Linked DNA regions of Mus musculus: region 2 is linked to region 1. Evidence: chromatin loops called from intact Hi-C (ENCODE). Cell type or tissue: left cerebral cortex. All regions are shown on one strand.

Region 1 (8,000 bases):
CTCCCACCTCACAGCACGTAGCAGAAGGCAATGCTCAGGAAATGATAAGAAACTGAGTTCTGAGAAGCCAGGCTTCGAGGCTCAGTGGGAATCCCAAGTCTTACAATATACAGCAGCTCCTGAAACCAATTTGTCCAGCACACACTCCCAGACAATGGGACATGACAAGATGATGTCTCACACAATATCTTCCACTTTGCCTCCTCTTCTCTGCCTGCTTTTCCAAACCACCTGGGGATTGCCCATCAGACACATTCTTTTTCTTTGCAGATCCTGTGTCTGAACCTCCCCCTGCCTCCCAATAGGGAGGACTGCAGAGAGCTGCAGGACAGCCAGGGATAACAAGAAGGCTCTCTTATTCCGAGAACTCAAGCCACAGGCTACTCTCAAGCTCCAGCCTGGCCTGACTGTTAGGAGAGCACTGCTTGCAGATTCACCCCTCGAATTGTTTCAAATGAGTTTTTTTCTCTCCTGTTAATGAACCAAGGCAGGAGGAGGGGGTCGGTGTGGGAAGAATGGTGACAAAAAGAGAGACAAGGTTGAGAGGCAAGGGCTCATGGGAGCTACTGGGGATTGAGGATGTTGGGAAGCGATTTAGATGCTTGCTTGGTTAAGGCAATCAATTTCAGCCATGATAATAAAATAACGCAGAGGGAAAAAAGCAGACGTGACAGAGGCGATGAAACGGAAATGAATCCTCATTACTTTACTGATGAGAGGACCACAGCTGCTGCTACCATGGTGTCGTGTGGTGAGGGGTGTCTCATCCCACAGTGTTTCGTATGGGGTTGGGCAAAAAAAAGGGAGGGGCCACAGTAGCAGCAGGGCAGTGACATTCAGCCATGTGGTGGTGACAATTGCTCAGATGCCTTGAGTTTTATCTCTGTTCATCTCAGCAAATTCCCTAGTCTGAGTTTAGGGACAAGCATGTGTGTCCACACAGGCAAGTCGTTAGAGCCCTCAGATTTATTTGACTTATATTTCTCCATCATTGGTATAGTAATAACTAAATTCATGTATGTGGTTTCGGGGGAGGGGGCAGCAGACTGCCGAGGGTGGTGGCAGTCAACACAAGAATCCGTTGTCACAGGCAGCCTAAACGACTCCTTTATACCTCACACACTAAGTTACTCATCAGAATTTGGGGTATCACACACTCTTTACCTTGCTACCCAAAGCCTGTCTATTGCTTGTTTTTGGCAAACCTCTGTCACTTTGTAGAGTTCTCTGCCAGAATGCTTTCTTTTTTTAATATTTATTTTTGCTTTCTTGTTTTCTTTTTGAATATGTATTTTTTTTGTTTTTTGAGGAATGTGTGTGTGTCTTTGTGTGTGTGTGTTTGTCTGTGTGTATGTGTGTGTGTGTGTGTGTGTGTGTGTGTGTGTGTGTGTGTGTGTGTGTATGATATGTGTGGCTATCCAAAGGAAGCTTTCAGGTCCACTAGAGATGATGAATATTCAAGCCATTACTTGTAAGCACATAACATGATATCAGGGAAGCTAACTAAGGTCCACTGGAAGATCAGCAAGAACTCTTAGCTGCTGAGCCATCTCTCCAACTCACTATTCCCTTTTGTGAAGTTTTATCTGAATGGCAATCATTCCTGGAATATGCCTTTTATACTTTCTGTGCACCTGAGTTCTCAAGCCATTCAGTCTATTCTGTCCTTCCTTCTAGTAAGATTTGGGATGGTCTCATCCTGAGAGACTAAGGTCTAATGTTTGGAAATGACTTCTCTACTATGCAAATGTTTGTTTTATGAGTGTGGTTACCCTTACAAGAATATAGAGAATTTATTTGGACAAGTGACCCTTATAGTCTCAGAAGACTTAGATGGGCATTTCTGTTTCATATGGCTCACAAAGAATAGCATGATGAGGAGTACACAATACCCCTCTGTCTCTGTATCATTCTCTCCCTACCTCTCTTTTTGTGTCTCTGTCTGTCTCTGTTATTTATTTCTTTCGAGTGTGCGCGTGCGCGTGTGCGCGTGCATGTGTGTGTGTGTTTAATGAGTGAATTAAAAGGAAAGAGAGGGGATCTAATACCCCTTTCCCTATAGCCAGTTACTAAGATTTATTTACATCCTTGTCAGCAATCCTCCTTGGATTCCTAAGAATGCTAGTTATTGATAATTCCAGATATGATGGCAGTCTTAGCCTGCCTTCTTTCCAACTCCAGCCAGGACTTCCTCCAGCGATCTCTCTCAGACGAGCCATTTGCTGACAGGGAGTGTTTGCATTCCTGTCAATTATACCTTATATTAGTTTGTGGGTTCCACTTGCATGTGTACTTCAGTGAGATGAGTTGCTCTAGAGCAGAGTAATTTTCTTGCAACTGTGATCCTTCAGAAGGGTATTTGCTGTCATACAGAATTTCCTCTTCCCCAATATCGGTGTTATTTCTACCTTTAGTAAGGGCCTCCTCAGATGTAGATTAGGACAAATATAGAATAACATACATGCCTAGAACCTTATCACTACCTTGCAGAATTTATGCTGTAACATATTTATTCAGCAACTTTCCCAGATCTCTTGGGATAGATCTGTAACAATGACTGCATCATCTCAGGAATGGAAGTTGGAATAAAGTAGACATGGAGCTACTATAGTCTATGGAACTTCAAAACCCATGTGCTAAAATACCAACTACAAATGCAATGATGTTAAGAGGTGGACCATTGGGCGGTAATGATGTGGATGGATCATCAGTGAGGTTAGTGCTCTTATACAAGCAGACATCAGAGAGCTAGCTGGCTTGCTTGAGTCTATGTGAAGGCACATCAAGGCTAAATAAAAGAGAGGTAGCATGAGAAGGAGAAGGAGACTTACTGGAACCCAGTCATGCTGGTGCCATGATGCTAGACTTTTAGTCTTCAGAACTATGAGGAATATGTATTTGTTACTGGCACTTAGGTTAATTTTGTTATACCAGCCTGGGCTAAGACAGCCTACTTGCATGTGGACACTGGCACTCTACGATGTGAATTTCTGGATGTGTTGTTCACATGCAGCCTTAAGTATTTAGCTTTTAGCTGGTGCCTAAGTTAAGAAATTAAATGTCATCAAATCATACACAGAAATTGCTTTCCTTTTAGTCACCTTTAATCCTTATGATTTTAACAAAGAGAAAGACTTGGTTTTATGGGGTCTTTAATAACCTTGGCAGTTGACTGACATTTCCTTTTAACAACAGAAAAAGTAATGTAGGAGTGTGTTGCCTTCAAGATCAGTACTATCTGTACAGAATTTAACAATAATGGCTTATGTTCACACTATTGACTTAGATGTTTCGGTGTGCAGAAGATAGATTTGGCTTTCCACTGATGTACTATTGTAGAAGCTAACAGTTCTTGAATGCTTATCTCACTCAAGGCACTGTTTATTTACCATGTTTTAGATAATCTCCATGGCAACCCTATTATCTGAGTGCTAATATTGTTCATTTTAAGAGGAATAAAATGAAACAAACAAAAGGAAAGTTACTCAAGATCACAAGGCTAAAAACTGGTAGGCACCAGATTTTAACCTTGAATAGGCACTTAGTAGTAATTCTGTCTGTGCCTTGGTATGGCATGATCTTCTTGGCTTAAGCACTGACTGGACTGTGGTGACAACAAATGAAGAAACTACAGACACACATACAGATAAGCTAGGATAGGGTGGGTAGTGTGCTCTGTAGAGACATACCATCAACACCAGAAGCTCAGAAAATTTATTTTGTATCTGTGAATTGAAGGAGAGGATTCATTTGACATGGCTGAACAATGAGAGCTATTTATTAAATATGACTGAACAAGGAGGCAGATTTGGCTAATCTCTGTATGTGGTCTCTAGAAGACCAGTTTCATGCTACAGCGATCTGAGAGGAGGAAGCTCTAGTGGCTAGTTTCTCTATACACTGGGCAATCCTGGTACTTGGAGCAGAAGAAGGCTTTGTCCTGTTTTTGAGCCACATCAGGGAAGGCTTTGCCATTTCCTTGGATCTGAGACATTTAGTTTCTGGCATGGCTGTTCTCATATCAACAATAAACATTCACTCAGGGTTTCCTCCACTCTTCATAGAGGGCTAGTAGCTAGATTTTTAAGTATTAAGACAAATAAAAGAATTGTACAATAGCATGGTTATAATAATGAACAGCACAAAGGTAGGACATTAGTGTGATTCAATGCTCAGAAAAGAGCCATCTAATAATAATTAGCAAGATCCCTTTTCTCCAGATAGTGAGAATCAAGACAAAGTGGTATTTAAGTATGTATTGGATGGACAGAGTCCCATCCTGTTGTTGCAAAGTATCACCAAATAGACAGCCATTCAGAGCTCTTTATGGAAAGCTGAAGTTTATAGATGCTTAAGAAAACTAGATTTGACTACAAATTATAATTGTCTACCAGCAATTTAAAGAATTTTATGAATTTGCAGCGGGGGTGGTGTGGGTATATATTCCTGTTGGTGCATGTACAGAGAGATCTATGCACACATGCATGTGGACACCAGAGGTCAGCCTTGGGTATGATTCTTGAGTTATGTGTCTTGGTTTTGAGTGTTTCATTATATTTATTTGTCTGTGCACATTGGTGCTCGCATGCAGGCACTATAAAAGATCATTTGTGGTGGTCAGAGGACAATGTGTATGTATATGAGTCAGCTTCTTCCATTATGTGGATCTCATGGAGCAATCTCAGACTATAAGGTTTAAGTCAAGTGATTTTTACCTGCTGAGCAATCTCACCGCCTCCACACTTCTCTTTGGGACAGAGTTTCTCTTTGCTTTTAGCTAGCCATGTAGGCTATGCTGTTTGGCTAGCCAATCACAGAGATTGCTGGAATTATAATAAAGCATCTCCATACATTTCTTTTGGATTCTCATGGATCCTGGCAGCGTTCATACTTACCAATTGAGATGTTTCCTGGGTAACTGAGTACTTCTTGATCTGTCTTAATTTTCAAATATGAGGCACATAAACTGCAGATTAGATTAGTTGTGATTGAATAAGGGGATATATATGGTATATAGTAGAGGGCTTGTCCTTTATGAGTTTCTGCAAAATGTCTGCTTCTTAGAACATTTGATTTTTTTTCTTATGTCAGATGGTGCAATTCTCTAAGAGATACTGGTATAGTTAGATTCACAGAGTCACAACTATCTAAGAATTAAAAATTTCAAATATATATATATATATATATATATATATATATATATATATATATATATACTATTCAATATTAAACTTCTAATAAAGTTCTAGATTATTTTCTACCCCCACTGCATTTCCTATAGTACACTCCAAATACATTTGTTTAGGAGATGTGAGTATTAGGGATTTTAAGGATATGCATGAAGTATAACCATTGCAGGACAGCAAGAGCAATATTCTCACCCACCATGTAAACATATAATATTACAAAGGCTCAAGACCACCAGGGAAAATGCCAAAACAAAACAAGACAGTATATATATATATATTTTTTTTTCTTCATTCTTATAATAAAGTCTATTCATAAGATTGGCCTGAGGCTCCTAGAACTGGGAATATGGAATGTGAAATAGCCATCTCCTGTAACCAGGCAAGACTTCCAATGAAGGAATGAAGATACCAACTCAACTTCAAAATCTTTGATGAAAAATTTATTCTGTATACAAGATGTGCATAGCAAAAGATGGAGCAGAAATTAAGCAAATTGCCAAGCAATGACTGAACAATGAGACTCATGCCTTGAGATGGAGCCCACGCCTGACACTATTAATGATATTCTCTTATACTTGCAGACAGGAACCTAGCATAACTGTACTCTGAGAGGCTTCACATAACTTCAGATGCAAACAGATACAGAGACACCACAGCTAAACATTAGACTGAGATTGGAGAATCTTGTGGAAGACGGGAAGGGAGGATTGACAGACCCAGAGGAGTAAAGAACTCTATAAGAAAACTTACAAGAAACAATGAACCTGAGCCCACAGAAGCTCACAGAGACTGATCCAACAACTCAAGAGTGTGCGTATGATGGAAGTAGGCTTCCTACATGTATGTAACAGATGTGCAGCTTGGTCTTCATGTGGGACCCTTAACAACTGAGCAAACAGGAGAGGATGTATCTGACTCCATTGCATGCCTTTGGACCCCTTTTCCCTAACTAGGCTGCCTTGTCTAAGCTCAATAGGAGAAGTGTCCCTAGTCCTATAGCAACTTGATATGCCATGGAAGCTTGATATCCATGGAAGGGCTCCCTTTCTCTGAGAAGAAAGGGTGTTGGCAGAGGTGGGATGACAGGGAGGGACTGGGGGTATAGGGCAGAGGGAAGCTGTGAACAGGATGTAAAGCAAATAAATACATTTTTAAAAGTTGGTCTATGGGAAAATAAGATGATATTTGATGTTTAAAGTGTGTTCTGTCAAGCCTGTTGGCCTGAGTTCAATCATTTGAAGCTAGATTATTGAAGGGAACAACTCATTCCTACAAATTGTCCCCAGACACTCCTTATCCCAGAAAAAAACATGGCACATGCATCCACCCACACACACCCACACAGACACAATAAATAAAAATAATAAAACTTTTAAATAAAAATCTGCTTTTTATCATTTCAAGTGAATGCTGAGCAATAAAATATTAGTATTTATTTGCTCAGAAAATAGAGGGTTTTTTCTTCCCCGGAACTTAGTTTTGTTACAAAGCAAAACCTCACTGTAATGAGTTGCCTCAGTGGGAATTGGATTGGGTTCTTATTATTCAATTCCTATTGCTATCCCTAATGTTTGTCAAAATGTAATATTTCCTGAATAGATAAATACTTTAATGATTGAATTCTGACTAAGTCAGTTTGCTTCTGGCAACCTCTTTCTCCACAAGGTACTCTGTTGGACTTTCCTAATTCCCCATAGGCATTCTATATGCTGACATAAATTTCTTCCACCTTGTCCTTAAGGCCTCTTTAAGGGAATGTGTTTTGATTTACAATGTTCAAGTCTAACATGAACGAACCACTTAATAAATGTTTGTAGAATATATTTTAATGTGCCTTTTTTTTTTCCTGAAACAACTTTCTTCTATCTCGGGTCCATCACACATTAGGTGAGGTGGGAGCTCCTTCGTACCTATAGAACCTGCTAAAGTGACTATATAGTATAGGCAGAATATAAAATGATTGAGGGTCATTTTAATAAAACGTCAATTTTACCCTCTGGTTATTCTGCAATGGTTCTGTACGATTATATTAACTTTTTATCAGTTTATAAATAACCTTCAGTAAGTTCATACATTTTGTATCATGTGTCACAAGCATTTGGCTTTGACTTAAAAAACACTGGTTGTGTTGATTAAAATCCAGTCAAGGACTCTTCCTCAGGCCAAGTTCAAATCTACATTTCTCATAATAACAAAGTTGGTCTTGTACACTTTTTTCCTTAATTTAAAAATGTTTTATATGAGTAGATCATGGATTTACGCTCAACTAAATTTGTACATAAAGAATAAAATACCTTATTCTGAATTTATTATCTGGTGGAAAAGGTCCTGGGGACAAGGGTGATGGTGGGAAGAAGGAAAAGTCAGCCAAAGGGAACTAACTTAATGCCACACACATCTCTCTATGGGACTCTATATATGTTGATGCTTAAAATCCTATGACCACATGGTAAGGCCTCTGTTATAAACCATTACACATATGAAAAGGTCATGCTTCAAAAGTTGTTTGGATCAGCCCAAGATTATGCAAAGATCTCAGTGATCAAGATTTAGGAATTCTGTAGCATTCTTAAAGTAAAAGATATTTTTCCCAGGAGGAACTGAAGATGGCCAGGCAGGGGTAAATTACTCTGATGCACTGTCTTCTCAGAGAATGAATTAGGCAGAGGACATTGCCCATGACTATCCCTAGAAATGCACCTCATTATTTGAAAATGAAATAAAACAAAACAAAAGCCCCAAGCATGTCAGCTTTCATCTGTTTTCCATGAGACCTGAGGTCCTTGGGATATTATGAAAATAGGAACACTG
Region 2 (8,000 bases), 1.0 Mb after region 1:
GAAAGAAGCTAGAGGCTTCCTCCACCTGCCCTCTTGGATAGCTGATACTTGAGGCACCTGTATGATGTAACATCTCCTGCTTCTGGCCACATTGCAGTTGAGCACTTTGCACTACAAGGGAGCAAATTGTGTGGTTTTACAGAAGAGTAATTCAGCTCATGTTTCATAGAGCCTCCAGACTCGGTAGATGAAGAGGATCCAAGAGCACACACATCCAGCCTGCTGCCTTCCACCTTGTCCTCCAATGGCACCTCACTATGAAATCTTAAGTCCTTGAACCTCCTGCATATTCCTTTGAACCCAGCTCCAACCACTATCAATATGTCCATTTGCTTTTCTATCACCTAGACTATAATAACCATGACCTCCTCCATGATGCCTATGTTGCTTTTCTCTCATTCTGCACAAGCATAACATGGAAGCTTTACAATAACACACACACACACACACACACACACACACACACACACACACACACACCAGACAGAGACAATAATGACTCCAGGAAATGTGGAAGGACTTAGGGTCTAGCAGAAGTCTGAAGTTAGGGACAAGAGCTAAGGAACAGGTTGAGTGGCATCTCTAACCTTCACTGTCATCCATTTATATACACATCTCTACCAAGATGTCATTCCAAATCATTTACTTTTGAAAACAGATTTGAAGCCTTCTCGAATGAAATGAATGGGTATATCTTATTCCCAGCACATCTAATGTGTATTACACAGCTATGAGGAGCTCAGCCAACCTCTCTGAGTCTCCAGAGAGCAAGATTTTCTCAACCTCTATGGACAACGGTAACTGGATATTACTTATTGTAGGAGGCCATCTGAGCACTGTAGGATGTTAACAGCAAACTGGTCTGGATCCCCTCGCTTCCAGGAGTAACCCTCCCATACATGTGGCAGTCACATTGTCCTTAGCCTCAATAAATGTTCCTGAGGGGACAAAATCAATCACATTGAAAACCACTGCTGCTGTGGAATTGTTAAATATTTACCTGTCTTACAGAAGTATTTGGGGCATTAAATGAGATAATATATGAAAGTTGCTCTGTAACCTGCCACTTCTAGGATCTCTGGGAACCAACTGATGTGCATCTTGACATAAATAAATAATTGTACAGCCAATCCTGGATGGGATGAGGAAGCAGTCTGTGCCTCTGGAGCTAGGGAGTGTTTATCTTTTTGTCTATCCCTTTAAATCTTTGTGATAGTTTATCTTTGTCAACCCACAGGCTGCCATCAATTATGCCAGTATGATACAAGTTCTAAAACCTAAAGGGTTTACAACTACACAACCCTGGATGTTAACCCCTGAATGCCCAAACTGAAAACAAAGTAAGTGCACTGAGAGGGGACCGGATTTGCATGCATTTGTTTATCCATTCCTTTGCTTATTCAAATAACTTGCTCTGAGTGCCTGCTGTATAAAATACATTAGAGTTAATGGCTTAAGAAATAAGAATTAATGGAATACAGTCCTCAGGGCTGAGGCTCACTCAGTCTAAAGCAGGGGTCAGCACACTGCCCACAGACTATTTTTATAAAGTTTTATGGGAACATAGCCATAGCTATTCCTTTATGTGTTGCCTATAGCTGCTTCTGCCCTCTCAGGGCAGAGGGAAATAGCTATAATAGAAAGAGTGTGGTCCACAAACTCTCAACTATTTTCTGTTAGCCATTTCACAAAAGAGGCTTCTTGGTGGGAGAGAGGGGAGTTAGGCACTAAAAACAACCATGAGTCAATTTAACTCAATGGACAGATCTTGGGTGACAAATTTAAACAACCTCAATTTAAATTTGAACAAGCCCTATCCCTATACAGCATCAGCTCCTTCAGCCTCTGATGGCAGTAATAATAAACTAGCAGTGACTTTTACCAAAGTTTATTAAGATCCATTGCTCCGCTCCCGCTCCTGGCTCATCACCAGCTTCCATGTTGCTCATTATTTTTAGAGGGTATAGACCAGCCTGCCTCGATAACTATGTCTCTGTAGTTGACCCCAGGGTACCATGAGAGCAGACATTATGATCACTATGTAAACAGTGATATCCACCATATCATGCCCTTATGATGACTGATGCAATTATATCACATGTATACCATCTTCATCATGACTTGGAGACTTTTACACTTTTACAGTCTTTTCGAAGGGACACTTTGACCCAAACTTGCAGGCAAATGTTAGAATAGAGGGGAAGCCCTGGAGATAGAGGTGGTAAAAGATAGTATGCTACCTGTGCATAAGAACTGACCCGACTTAACAGCGGCATGCCAACAATAATGTTTTAGCCAAGTTTTGTGTCAAGCGGGAACATCTTATCAGCGCCATTCACAGCTCTGTTCAGACCCAGGATGGTCACCTCCGAAGAGTTTGACCATCACAGGAAAGGGTTCACTAGCCTACCTTCCTGTCACTGGATAACAACCCCACTGTCCTCAACAACTTAGGTTCAATTCAACTGCTTAATTAGGCCCATTAATTCTAAGAGACTGCAAAATGACTGGACTGGGTCTTGATGGATACAAGACTCTGGCTTTCTCTGGGTCAAATATCACTAGACTATCATTACTATTATTATATTACCATTTATTATTATTATTATTTTACTACTTAGAGAAGTGTGACACACTTTTCCAGCCTCCCACAGAAAGCATCATGTCACTCCATCTTGAAGCTGTAATCGCAAACAACAGGTCAAGCTCCCACACACCCCACGATGATATTCATTCAGAAGTTTCCAAGGCTGATTTCTTCCAGACCCTCAGGAACGTCCCTGGAAACTTCTCAGTGTCTAACAAGAGTTGGAAAGCAAAAGAAAAAAATGAGCTGTTCTTAACTGGGGTCTCAACCTGAGCCCCATTGTGCCTACCAAATATGTGTCATTCACACTTAGGCTTTGGTGATGAAAACGTTAGATTCTGTTGCAAAGAAGCATCAAGCCCCGCCTACAACCCTCCACTTACTGCAAGCCAACCTAAGGCCATGTTTAAGATCGCATAGTCAATCTATGGCTCAGTCCAGGGTTCCTGACTCCTGCTGAAGGTTACCAGAAATATGAAAATCTGACGCTTTGGAAGCAGTCACAACTGAGGTAAAGTTTAGCTTTCCTTGTGCTTTTTGTGGGACTTCAGCAAGTCTTTGTTTTGTGCTAACTACCTCTTCTTGGCATGTAGGACAGGTATAGTACTATGACTATTATGTAAGTGAGGACAAAGAGTTCAATGTAACGTGAGCAAAGTGTCCAGCACGCTATTCATCACCATAGTCACGCTGTGGATGCTGCGGTGGTTGCTCTGGTACAGTCACGCTCTTTCCAACCTCCCCCACTCCCCAGCTCACAGGCAGCTTGCAGTAGCAGTTAATTAAAGATGTCATCAGATTGGGAGAAGGGCCTCTTGCAGAGGGTGCAGAACTAGAAGACTCTTGTCCTCCCAAACCAATTTAGGACCTTTACAAGTTGTCACAAGGGTCTGGGAGACTAGCGACCCTAACAACCAGCGTTGCTGCTGTCAAGCAGAGACAGCTTGCAAAATGCTACTGGGATGTCCCCGCCCTCTGTCAATCCTGCTCAGTCATGCTAACACCACTTGGAAGGCAACAAATTCCATCCGCTGTTCTAACCCCAGGCTCCACTCACCCTGCCTCCTCCCACCTCCCTTAAATAATGGCTGCGCAAATGCCTCTGAGACCATCTTCAGATAATTTCCTTCAAGACATGCAAGCTGCTAACGCTGGGAAGCACAGATAGTGTGCGCTAGCAAATATGGCCAAAATTAGATTAAAATAACCTCCTGATAAACAAATTACTCACCGAAAATAAATATTGGACTAGCAATGGTCGAGATAACTAGAAGAACAGCACCACCACATGGCATGAAGAGGAACTACAGGAACAACTGTCTGCAACTCAGCCCACACTTCCTTGCAGCATCAGGCTGAGGAGGGCAAAGGAGACAACCGGCACAGTTGCAACCTTTTAACTTAAACTTTTTAAAATCACTTATGCACTTATGCAAAGCACGTAAGTATTTGGCAGGCAAGACCGGACTCGAAGCCAAGAAAGTAAAGAGGAATATGCCAAATTGAATGTGGCATGACGTAATAGGAGCCTGTAATCCTTCCAGTTCCTGCTCCTCGCTCCCGGATCTCATGCCCCCATTCATCAGCCTTGCCTGATGCTCACCCTCGAAGCAGCAAACACAGGCTCCTCACACACATGCTGGTGTTTTAGCATCTCTCACCGGGGCCCATTCAAACGTTATGTGGAGTGGACCGTGTGATGTTTCTGACTTAAGTAACACATGGTCTTCCAAGATAATTCTCCTGATACTTAAGCAATATTTACTTAGCTTCCTTTCAACATTTCGTTGTTCCTTCTTTGGGTTAAGTAAACCTAGCCTCTTTAATCTCTTCCTGGTGAAGCATGGGGCTTAGCTCACTGGGAGGAAGAGACTGTCAGGTAAACCCTAAAGCCTGCTGCCTGAATAAATTATTTAAGCCTTCCAGACTTCAGTTACCCCACTTACTGAGACGGGGATTGCGAAATATCCTTTTCGGGCTAAACATACACAGTGTCTGACATGCTAAGAACTCAATAAATGGATATACGTGTCATTTTAAACCAGCATGGTGATGGATGTGGCTTGCCATGCTGCCTTCAAATGAAGCCAACTGCAGCAGTGTGACAAATACAAAAAAAAAAAATCAATATTATTTGAAGGAGATGTTTGACTCATCAGTGAAATACATAATGTATGCTTCCCCAGAAGTCATAGTAGAAAAAAAAAAAGAGAGAGAGAGACAATCGGGTTTGTGAACATACCACAATAACTAAGGCATGGTGGAAAAAGATTCTAGGAAACTGGACTCCTTCCTTATCCAACATCAAATAATTAGGAGAGCCTCTAATGTGGCCTGAGATGAGGTAAGAGCTGCAGTAAGAAGCCCAACCCCTGTGTGGGTGCTCAAAGAATAAAACAGGCACACACATTTATGTGCACATTGCACCATGGCTGGTTCCATTCTGTTTAATGCAGTGATTCACAACCTGTGGGTTGTGCACCCCTTTGCAGGTAGAGGGTTGCATATCAGATATCCTGTTTTTCAGGTATTTACATTATTCATAAGAGTAGTAAAATTACAGTTATGAAGCAGCAATGATATAGTTTTATGGTTGGCGGTCACCACAACATGAGGCACTGTGTTCAAGGGTCACAGCATCAGGAAGGTTGAGCACCACTTTACACTGTAAAGAATTAGCCAGGAACCTTACATTGAACAGTGGCGACAGAGGCTGGTGCTCAGACAAGTGTGCTGAGGGTAAGAAGAGCTGCAGGAGCTGACTATCAGACCTCTTCTACCTACTCCTCCATTTTCTTCTCTGGGAATGAGAGAGACAAGTACGGTCAGTAGTGTCCAAGATGCTCTGGGGCCATATGTTCCTGACAATAACCCTTAACTACCTTTTGGGGCAGCCACGAGAACTAAATTAACAAGGATGCGCTCTCTACTCAGCAAATGAATGGCACATGTTTGACAAAGCATGAGGGCCCATGCCTCCTGTTTCAACAGTCAAGAGGCTGGGGTCCGAGGATCAGGGGTTCAAGTCCAGTTTAGACATAGTAAGTAGTAATCCAGCCTACTCTACAGGGGTAAGGCTAAGTTTAAAAATAAAGAAAATAGAAAAGACTTAGCCATATTTCACAGTGTGCTACAATCCACAACATCATATTGTACATGATAAATATAAACATGACCATAAATTATCAAAAATAAATAATAATAATTTGGTTGGGAAGATGTCAGTGGTTGGTAAATTGCTTACACAAGCCCAATTCAAACCCCAGAAGCCACACAAAAGCATCAGGAATGACCATGAACACACTTGTAATCCCAGTATGGGGGAGGGGGAGACGAGCAGATCCCTGGGCCTCACTGGCCAGCTCTCTAGCCTGCCTTGCAAGCTGCAGGCTGAGTAAGTGACTCTTTCAAAAACCAAGATGGATAACAGCTGAGGAACAACTCCTGAAGTTGATCTCTAGCCTCCATACAAATTTTACTCACACATGTGCACATATATGTGTACACACACACACTGGGAGAGAGAATGAAGAAATACAAGGAAAACTCAAGGTCTTTCAGCCATGAGAGTCTGACCTCCTTTAGTTCATTAGGAAACTGAGGTAGGAAGCATAATGTCTCAGAAACCTAGAGCACCGGACTTGTCAAGCCAGGCCATTTCTCCTGGAGTGGAGGTCAGAGGCTCTGTGAGAGAAACATGCACATGAGCCCCAAGAAGGCTGTACTAATCGGCTGGTACTTATGCATGGCCATCAGAGCAAAGGGGCTACAATACCAACCATCTTCAACACACACATCCATCCTGAGGATGGATGCCAGCACTCCTTAGCAGTTTCGATGAATCTTGAAATTGGCCCATCTTTGGCATATCAAAGCAGGGGGTGATCATCTGGCCACCATGTGCTCCAGCATCTACACTGCCAACCACTAGACAAGTGCAGATGTTTTCTCCAAGCACAAAGCTATTTATCCATGCCAGGTTGCTCTGTGTGTACTGGGTTTGTCCTTCCTTCCTATTCTCTGCAGCAACACTGCTGCAGGCTGTTCCCTGGGAATCAGACAGACAGAACATTAACTAGGAAGGGCTGTGAGAAGTCTTGCCTTCCTGCCAAACTTTCCATTAGCCCTCTTGTCTATCCTGCTCCCTTCTCTGTGTTTCTTTCTCTGCTGACTTCTCTTGGCCCCCCTCCCTTTCTGTAACTTCCTGAGTCCCCCCAAATGCTAATCCTCAAGTAGAAAAGAAGTATGAAGTAGACTTCTCTTCCCTCAGTAAGATTTAGGGCCTGAAGCAAAAGGTGTTTCCTTGTTACAAGATTATGACCTTTAAATTTGGGCAGCAAGGTTAATGCCAGGCCATTATTGGAAGATTCATCCCTGGGGCCAGCACAAATCAACTATAATCCCATTGCTGTACCTCATTCGAAGGCTGCTCCCATGATCACAGTTTTTCATAAGTGTGTTTATGAGTAATGCTTATGAAAAGGAGGTTAAGAAAGAAAGGGAAAGAGGGAAAGACTGCAGGCACAATGAGAACAGGAGAGGGGTGTGGAAGTGAGAGAGCAGGGCAGAGAGAAAAGTGAGAGGAAGAAAAGCCTAGTGGAGAGAGGGAGGGAAGGAGAAGAAGGGAGAGAAACAGAGACAGAGAGAGAGAGACAGAGGAGGAGGGAGAGAGGGAGGGGCAAGGGAGACAGAAAGAGAGAGAGGAAGAGAGAGAGCATTGTTTTGGTTTGTTAGAAAAAACAAGACAAGCAGTTGAAGTAGTGTGATTTCTTAATCAAAGCAGTATTAAATTTCGATAATAAGAATCTAAGTGCTTTTGGATAGAATACAACTCGAAAAGGCAAGCTCGCTACACAGAACACTTAGTGGAGAGTGTTAGTGGAGAGCATGCATGTGTGAGCAGAGAAATGAACTGATTTGAGGAATGCTCTGGAATTTAGCGCAGGCCATCCTAATCTAAAAGACAGAGACAGATGGACTCTCGGATGCACAATGGCTTTTCTCTTTGTAGCATCAAATGGCTGAGACAATTGGACATGAGGCCTCAGATTTCTGTGTAAAATTTGCCTGATCAGAAATTGAGATCTGAGATGCCTTTGCCTCCTTTCTCTTCCTAGCATCCTCATCTCCTGTGCTAGCTACATTACTTCCAGCCTGTTTGAAAAGAGACCAAGAACCAAAGAAAATAATAAACTCTCCATAATGTGACCCAAAGTTCTTTCCTTTCCCTGTGCTACTGCTGTGGGCAGGCCCCACTCCCCCAAGAACTGGGTCCTGGCTTTTCTGCCCCTAGTGGGGAATTAACTCCAGTCAGACACAAATAAATAGGATCTTAGTAACCTCAGATTCCCAAGCCTGTCTTCATATTGATGGTCAAAGGCACACTGACTGACTAGCCCCAACCGGTAAATAT

Evidence for each region. A loop is a pair of places that touch in the nucleus more often than their neighbours do. Peaks named below come from ENCODE experiments on the same cell type or tissue, not always from the same donor. Only the 100,000 strongest peaks of a DNase experiment are listed, where the experiment ranks them.
Region 2: it touches region 1 in a loop (2.3-fold over the local background); 4 of 42 quality-filtered maps call a loop at or near these places.

What each region holds. Positions count from the first base shown.
Region 1 is chr7:77,438,317-77,446,316 of GRCm38, reverse strand. No RefSeq gene overlaps it. Among named protein-coding and RNA genes, the nearest start is that of Gm30774, 1.1 Mb to the right of the region's middle. In left cerebral cortex, a CTCF peak has its summit at 4,493 (motif pointing right); a DNase peak (open chromatin) is centred at 4,510.
Region 2 is chr7:76,388,949-76,396,948 of GRCm38, reverse strand. The region is part of intron 6 of Agbl1 (ATP/GTP binding protein-like 1); the gene reads right to left. Among named protein-coding and RNA genes, the nearest start is that of Gm30774, 24 kb to the right of the region's middle. In left cerebral cortex, CTCF peaks have their summits at 3,685 and 3,889; DNase peaks (open chromatin) are centred at 3,330, 3,899 and 4,969; H3K4me3 peaks cover 1,105 bases; H3K27ac peaks cover 569 bases.